Regions from separate parts of the Homo sapiens genome. Here region 2 is linked to region 1. Evidence: read pairs that join two places in POLR2A ChIA-PET (ENCODE). Cell type or tissue: OCI-LY7. All regions are shown on one strand. Links, peaks and the distances in the headings refer to the core of each region. The heading gives the core; the rest is flanking DNA.

Evidence for each region. Peaks named below come from ENCODE experiments on the same cell type or tissue, not always from the same donor. Only the 100,000 strongest peaks of a DNase experiment are listed, where the experiment ranks them.
Region 2: POLR2A ChIA-PET joins it to region 1 with 6 read pairs; 2 of 35 experiments call an interaction of 5 or more read pairs at or near these places.

What each region holds. Positions count from the first base shown.
Region 1 is chr4:17,398,633-17,403,028 of GRCh38, reverse strand. No RefSeq gene overlaps it. Among named protein-coding and RNA genes, the nearest start is that of SNORA75B, 80 kb to the right of the region's middle. In OCI-LY7, for the core only: no CTCF peak of the experiment used is centred there; no DNase peak of the experiment used is centred there.
Region 2 is chr4:17,593,340-17,597,735 of GRCh38, reverse strand. LAP3 (leucine aminopeptidase 3) reads right to left here. Exons shown (of 13, transcript NM_015907.3): 8 at 2,202-2,326; 9 at 602-690. The region is part of intron 2 of MED28-DT (MED28 divergent transcript); the gene reads left to right. Among named protein-coding and RNA genes, the nearest start is that of LAP3, 18 kb to the right of the region's middle. In OCI-LY7, for the core only: no CTCF peak of the experiment used is centred there; DNase peaks (open chromatin) are centred at 1,955 and 3,105; H3K4me3 peaks cover 1,652 bases; H3K27ac peaks cover 2,955 bases.

The DNA.
Region 1 (4,396 bases), core at 183-4,182:
CCTGTCTTCTTTTGAGAAGTGTCTGTTCATATCCTTCACCCACTTTTTGATGGGGTTGTTTGTTTTCTCTTGTAAATTTGCTGAAGTTCTTTGTAGAGTCTGGATATTAGCCCTTTGTCAGATGGATAGATTGCAAAAATTTTCTCCCATTCTTTAGGTTGCCTGTTCACTCTGATGATAGTTTCTTTTGCTGTGCAGAAGCTCTTCAGATGAGTCTCCCTCTGTCTTGCCCAGGCTGGAGTGCAGTGGCACGATCTTGGCTCACTGCAACCTCCACCTCCTGGGTTCAAGCCATTCTCCTGTCTCAGCTCTGGAGTAGCTGGGACTACGGTGTGTGCCACCACACCCAGCTAATTTTGTATTTTTAGTAGAGACGAGGTTTCACCATGTTGGCCAGGCTGGTCTCGAAGTCCTGACCTCAGGTGATCCATTTGCCTCGGCCTCCCAAAGTGCTGAGATTACAGGGTTGAGCCACCGCACCTGGCCAGAAAATAGAATTGTTTTTCCAGGACTTTTTGCATGGTTGGGGTCTCCTGTGTGTAAATCCCAATCAACTATGCATTTTGATGCTTTGAAATAATAATTTTCCAGAGTATCATGATGATTTCTTCATCCGATAGAAGAGGATTTCTGTATCACTCCTCAATTGCTTGAATTATTTCAAATCCCACTCCTGGATGGTCATCTGGGGTCACCAAAGGAAGCACAAAACCATGTTTTTCTAAACACCGTAAAGAGATTCACGTCCCTCATCACCCACCATTAGGTGGCACATACACGTGAAAATATGACATCTATTTTATTTTGATAGGAATGTATTGGCAGGATAACATAATGGTTAAAAAATTGGCTTCTCATATCAGGCCTAGGTTTGCATTATGGCTTGGCCATTTGCTGTCTGTGCAACATTGGGGACATAGCTCTTTGAGCCTGAGTTTTCTCATCTATAAAATGGGAGAAATGATGGTTCTGATTTCATAGAACTGTTGTGAGAATTGAATGAATTAGTGCATAGAAAACACTTAGCGTAGAATCTGGCATTTAATAAGTGCTCAATTCACACTGGCTTTTATTATTAGTTATTAATATAAGTTGTACGTATCTTGGCTTTTATTATTAATAAGCTCTATTTTATGCTATTCCTGGGGGAATAGATGCTAACCTATGCCTTTTAAAATAAAACTTTGGGAAATGAATTATTACTTAATAAATAGCATTTATTTATCCCTTTGAATCCATCAAAACCTGGGGTCTAAGTAGGAGAAATCACACTGGGGATCTTGGTGGCGAAAAAAGAAATTACCTTCTTGTACCATAATGTAGAGATTTTAAACTGTAAACGTGGCCTCCAGAGGAGTTTTGTTTGACTTGAACAGTATTTATTTTGTTTTCAACTTGATTTAGTTGCTGACGTTTAAGAACCAGCTGATTTCACATAAAAATTAGCATTTCCTTCTGGGCTTGGGTCTGGCCTGTTTTATTCTTTTATGTTTCCTGTCTGTGGTAGGCAGAATAATGATCCCCTGAAGATGTCCATGTCCTAATTCCCGAAAGGTGTGAATCTCTTAGGTTATATGACAGAGGGAAATTAAAGTTGTAGATGGAATTAAGGTTGCTATTCATCTGACCTTAAAATAGATTATTCTGGATTTTCTGGGTGGGCCCAATGTAATCACAAAGGTCTTTATCAGTAGAAGAGGGGGGAAGAAGAAGAGAGTCAGAGGGAAATTGCTTAGGGAAGAATGATGAGAGAGATGCAACATTGCTGGCTTCAAAGATGGAGGAAGGGGCCATAAACCAAAACATGCTTGTATCCTCTGGAAGCTGGAAAAGGCAAAGAAATGGACTCTCCCCTTTACCCCCTAGTGGAGATGCAACCCTGCCAACATCTTGATTTTAGTTCAGTGGGACCTGTGTTGGACTTCTAACCTACAGAACTGTTAACGTCAAACATTTGTTGTTTAAATCATGAAATTTGTGGTAACTTGTTATAGCAGCAATAAAAACTATTACACTTCTTTATTACTATAGGATAAGAGAGTATTTTTGCTGTTATTAATCTTCATGTTTTTAATGTAATTCTATTGATGCACTTAGTCATCTTGGCAAACACGCAAAGCCCAGCAGAGTTGCAGAAGCTCCCTGGCTTCCCTACTGGAAAATGCAGACCAATAAGAACGCTTGCTGTCTCTGATGGGAAGCACATGTGTTGGTATTTTTAAACGACTTTCAGCTACACAAGCAAATGACCCTTTTGATCCTAAAAAAGTATTAAGGGATAATAATTCCTGTAGAATACTTGCATTCCCTGCTTATGGGATTTTAGCACCATGTTTTTGTATGATTGGAGTAGTTGAACATTTTTCTCAAAGACAAATTGCCTGGTCTAGATGGGTAATTTTACATAGGAAGGGGAAGATCTTGTTTGAGAAGGTGTAGTCTCATTTGTCTGTGCACAAATGACCACAGGAACCCTTGGAAGAAACTAGGATCAAGAGAGGCGGAAGACATAGAATTCTTCCAAAGAAACACTGGAGTAAAGGACAAAGGCCTTTGGGAATAGAGATGATTGGTCTGAGATGTGCGTTAGAAACATGGAAGGACATGAGTTCTGTGGGCAGGGCCACAGCCAGGGCACCTTTGGGTCAGGTGCATGGAGGGAAGGAACATGGGTGGTTTTATAGTCTCTCCACTTCTGGCCCCAGGGAGCCTTTGGGTAGGGCCCAACATGCAGAATTAGACATGTCGGCTCTGTCTCTTGGGGGTTCAGAAAGTCATAAATAACACTCTTCTCCAGTCCTGAGATAAGGATCGTTTGAGAGATGAATGGAGGAGTCAGAAAGATAGAGCTAGAAATTCCACTTCTGAGTATTCACCCCAAAGAATTGAAAACAGGGACTCAAGAAGATATTTGCACACAGCAGCATTATTCATAGTAGCCAAAAGGTGGAGGCTATTTGAGTGTCCATTGACAGATGAGTAAATAAACAAAATGTGGTCTATACGTATAATGGAATATTATTCAGTCTTGAAGGAAATTTCGACATGTGCTACAACATGGATGAACCTTGTGGACATTATGCTAAATGAAATAAGCCAGTCACAAACGGACACACAAAAGGACACATATGTCCGCTTATAGGAGGCATCTAGAGTAGTTAAATTTATAGAGACAAAGTAGGATGGTGGCTACCAGAGGGTGGGAGAGGGCAGAATGGGGAGTGATTGTTTGATGGGTATGAATTTCAGCTGGCAAGATGAGAAGCTCTGGAGATGGATGGTAGTGACAGCTGCACAATAATGCGAAGACACTTAATGCCACTGAACTCTACAGTTAGAAGTGGTTGAAATAGCAAATTTTATTTTATGTATATTTTACCACAATTACATAGAATAAGGAAAGAAAAGGAAAGCTAGCAAACAAACATTTCTGCTTTATTTCAGTATAAGTTAGATTAGGTAATGATACCTAGATGTGTGGCCACAAAGAACTTTGCACCACTCCTTCTTTTTTTTCTTTTGAGACAGGGTCTCACTCTGTCACCCAGGGTGGAGTGCAGTGGCATGATCATGGCTCACTGCAGCCTCAACCTTCCCTGGGCCCAGGTGATTCTCCTACCTCAGCTTCCCGAGTAGCTGGGTCTACAGGTATGTGCCACCATGCCTGGCTAATTTTTGTATTTTTTGTAGAAATGGGGTTTCACCATGTTGCCCAGGCTGGTCTCAAACTCCTGGGCTCAGGTGATTGGCTGGCCTCAGCCTCCCAAAGTGTTGAGATTGCAGGCATGAGTCACCATGCCTGGCCTCAGTACTCTTTCTTGGACTGAATGTCCTGTCTGCAGTCTGCTCAACATCTGGCCTCCTGCTTGCAGGAGAAGAGCGGGTCTCAGAAGCTCACCCTCATTGGATGAGCAGAGAATGTGAGAGTTCTCCTGTATCTTAGGCACAGCCCCTTCACAGAGGCCCTGCTGGACATACTCAGTCCTCCCTCTGTCTCCAAACTCTCCAATCGGATAAGTCATTTCTCCTTATCTTCTGGACCAGATGGTGAGGGAGGAGAAAGAAGGTCACAATAACCCTCTTGCAATTTCCACATTGGATAGGAACAGTGGAAGTTCTCTCCCCTCTATGGAGACATAAGGGGTGGAGATTAAATGTACCTCCCTCACATGTATGTTAAGTACACGTGTGTACTTATGGAGATAGATCCCTCTATAACATGCTTTATGTTTATTTTTGATCTCAATTTTGTGGGAGTTGTGATATTACCACCACTTCAGAATAAATGGAATTGGACATTGACATAGTTTGCATGTCTGCTCCAAATCTCATGTTGAGATGCAATCCCCAGTATTGGAGGTGGGGCCTGGTGAGAGGGGTCTGGGTCATGGGGCAG
Region 2 (4,396 bases), core at 324-4,323, 190 kb before region 1:
AATTTTACTGCTTTGCCGCCCTCTGCAGGGCTGGCAGCAAATTCATGGAAACGTGTGTATACACATGTATAGCATACAGGAAATGGGAGGAACAATAAGTCTGGAAAAACATTCTTCAAAATCCCCCAAAAAAGATACTTCTGCCTTTGCAAGAAAAGCTACTCAGGGGCCGGGAATGGTGGCTCGCGCCTGTAATCCTAGCACTTTGGGAGAACAAGGTGGGCAGATCACTTGAGTCTAGGAGTTTGGGACCAGCCTGGGAAACATGGCAAAACCCTGTGTCTACAAAAAGCTAGCCAGGCATGGTGGCACGCACCTGTGGTCCCAGCTACTCAGGTCGCTAAGGTGTGAGGACCACCTGAGCCTGGGGAGGTCAAGGCTGCAGTGAGACATGATCACGCCACTGCACTACAGCCTGGGTGATGCAGCGAGACCCCATTTCAGGAAAGGGAAGGAAAAGAAAGGCTACCCAGCACTAAAGACAGCACCCTCCCCTAATATGGTTCTGGGGCTCTGCACGCATCCTAGCTGTGGTTATGTGGCCACCACGGGATTCCTGAGGAACGCTGGATGGGGAGTGCTGTGTCTCACATTTACAAACCTGGATGGTCTTCCCGTTTTTGGCTCTAACAACATCCCCCGGCTTGTTGGCCTTGCCGCTGGGCATATTTTCACAAAGAGGGGCCAGACCTATTGGAAATAATATATGAAGGCACACAGTATATACTGGGTCCAAACATGCCACCTATGGGACAAGAGGCCACCTGTGAGCCATGAGAAGCAAGACACAAAGGCCACCTTAACGAACTGATCAAATTTAACATCACCAATGACACAACTGACATGATGTGTCAGCAACAAGAAGTACACATCACCCATGTAGCATTCTTCCCAAAGAAGTCTAACTTGATTCTAATCAAGAAGAAGCAATTCAAATAAATACAAATTGCAGAATATCATGAAACAAGCCTAGACCCTTCAAAACTGCTAATGCCGTGGAAGAAAACAGGAATAGGGTCTAGAATCAAGAAATCTAAAGGGGCACCAACAGCAATGTGTGGTCCTTGATTAGTTTCTGGATTTAAAAGCTAAATATAGGCCAGGCGCGGTGGCTCATGCCTGTAATCCCAGCATTTTGAGAGGCCAAGGCGGGCAGATCACCTGAGGTCAGGAGTTCAAGACCAGCCTGATCAACATGGAGAAACCCCGTCTCTACTAAAAATACAAAATTAACCAGGCATGGTGGCGCATGCCTGTAATCCCAGCTACTCAAGAGGCTGAGGCAGAAGAATCACTTGAACCCGGGAGGTGGAGGTTGTGGTGAGCCAAGATCGCGCCATTGCACTCCAGCCTGGGCAACAAGAGCGAAACTCCATCTCAAAAAAAACCAAAAAACCAAAAAAACCTAAATATAAATAAATAAAATGGACATTTTTTACACAACTGGAAACTTGAATTAGGTTACTGAATTAATCCTCGGAAAAGATAATGGTTTTGTCATTACATAGAATGTCCTTTTTCTTAGAGGACGTGTCGTGATGTCTGCAACTGACTTTTAAATAGTTCAGGAAAAAAAAGGACTATGATAGTGAAGGAGGGGGGCATGTCTGAGACCTGGATTCCAATTCTACCTTCCTTGTGCAATGGACAAGAGTCAGGGCATTATTATTTAACCTAAGACTCTCTCCTCCTTCCCCGTCTCCTCTGAAATGAGTATGAGCAATGCTATTATACAAACTCCCAGTACTGTGCCTGGGAGTTTGTATCTTCCATTACTAAGAACTGCCACATAATGAGCACTTTTTCTGTTCTAGGCACTTTCTGTGTGTTGTGCCATTTCACCGGCCACAATCCTACGAAGCAATCAGTCAATGAGCCAGCAACGTCCTGCCACCCCAAGTACCCAGCAAGTTTCATAATGTCAACTACAAACTTGACATTATGTGCCCCTGACTGCTAGCCACTTTTTGCAGAAGTGAAACAAATCAATTCCAGTTACAGCCCACTGGTTGCAAGATACATTTAGCTCAATCAGCTCAGACAGTAAAACACTTATCTGGGCTAAATAGCTACTGCTTGATGACTATTTAAAAATCATTTCTTATCTTTTCAGATTAGGGGAAATCATATCTGTTGTCTCTCTTCTCCCACCTGGCTAGAATCCAGAAGCGTTATGAGATGTAATCCGTTACCCCACTTACCTATAATATTAATGGGCAAATTAAGCTTTGCAGCAGACACGATGGCTGAGCATATAGTTGCAGCTCCTCCCATGTCAGCCCTCATGAGGTCCATATTTGCAGAAGCCTTGATGGAGATACCACCACTATGGGGAAATGGACAACGTGCAATATTAAGAGCAAAGAAGATGGCCAAAATCACTTTATTTAAAAAGTACAGATGGGCACGGTGGCTCACGCCTGTAATCCCAGCACTTTGGGAGGCCGAGGTGGGCGGATCACGAGGTCAGGAGATCGAGACCATCCTGGCTAACACGGTGCAACCCATCTCTACTATAAATACAAAAAAATTAGCCGGGTGTGGTGGTGGGCGCCTGTAGTCCCAGCTGCCACCATGCCTGGCTAATTTTTTTGTGATTTTAGTAGAGATGGGGTTTCACCTTGTTAGCCAGGATGGTCTCGATCTCCTGACCTCGTGATCCGCCAGCCTCGGCCTCCCAAAGTGCTGGGATTACAGGCATTAGCCATCGCGCCCAGCCTTTAGCTCATTTTATTTCTACTTGAATGAAATTTAAACAGTGCCACTGGAAACATTACTATATCATAAAATCAAGACTGTGCAAATTCCATCTCTGTATTGTCTGATTAACTCCTGACACCCACATAGTCTATTCAGCAAATTTTATGAATTGATCAACTTATGGAACGTGAAGGTCATGAGCTGTTAAGAAAAGCTGATGAGCTCACAGAGATGACTGGAGGCATTTCTCTGAAACCGACAGGACAGAGGGCTAACATTTCCTTCCAACACTGCACAAGGTGTGCTATATCCTGCTGATGGCAAAATACAACCTAAATGAGGCACAGGCCCAATGGCTGAGAGACAGTACTTCAACATGAGAACTGAATAAGGCTGCAATTAGCAAGAAACCAAACTACCTGACCCCCAGAGGCTTCTAACTAGCTAGTGGTTTTTCTGCTTCCAGTCCGTAGGAGTCCAGAAGCAACATGCTTCACAGGCCAAGCACAGAGCCAGGGGCTTCGACTCTAAGTTCTAATTGAGATCTGCTGCTCATGTGCCCTGGTGGCTCACTGGAGAGAGGTCTGCCTGCTGCTCTGAAGTCTGCTTTCCTTCAAAATTAAATCCTAATTCTCACTTACCTCAGAAGCACTTGTTACTTAGATGGTTGGCATGTTCACCAAGAATTAAAGATGATCCCCTGGCTCAAAGAAGAAAAATAACATGGGTAAACCCCATGGACAAAGGGAACACGCTGTTGTATTTGAAGTTTTTCTTCTGTCCACCTGCCACATTTATCTGCAGGCCTCTTCTGGAAGTTCTGCTCTCTAATTCCTATGACTATGGTTCTAAGGTAGCCACCAGTTAAAGATCAGCAATCAGCTTTGGCTCACTTTTTCAATCTCTCTCAAATCCACCCACTTATTTTCTACTCAGCCGCCCTCATTGATGCTACTACCCTCTGTCATTTGGATGTTTGTCAGGTCTCCTTAACGGGTCTTTCTGTATCAGTCTCACCACTGTCATTTCATTAACCATAAAAACAGCACATTTTTACACACACACAAAATCTATCTCAATCAAAATCTCAGTAGGTTTTGTTGTGTGAAAAAACAAGCAGATTCACCGAGTGTGGTGGCTCACGCCTGTAATCCCAGCACTTAGGGAGGCTGAGGCAGGCAAATCACTTGAGCCCAGGAGTTCGAGACCAGCTTGGGCAACACGGCAAAACCCCATCTCTATAAAAAATACAAAAATTAGCTGGGCATAGTGGTTCGCATCTGTAGTCCCAGCTACTCGGGAGGTTGAGGTGAGAGGATCACCTGAGCCCAGGGAGGTCGAGGCTGCAGTGGGCCAAGATTGCACCACTGCACTCCAGCCTGGGCAACAGAGTGAGACACTGTCTCAAAAAAAAAAAAAAAAAAAACCCAAGCAGATTCTAAAATGTATATGAAGATGCAAAGGATGTAGCCAAAGTCATTCTGAAAAAGAAGAGCAAAGCTGGAGGACTCATGTGACTAGATTTCAAGCCTACTCAAAGCTGCAGTAATCAAGATATTTGGTCTTCAGGCACTGGTGAAAGGATACAGAGCCCAGAGGCAGACCTACAATTATATGGACAACTGATTTCCACCCGAGGTGCCAAGGTAGTCTAGTGGGGAAAGGACAGTCTTTTCAACAAACAGTGCAGAAGTAA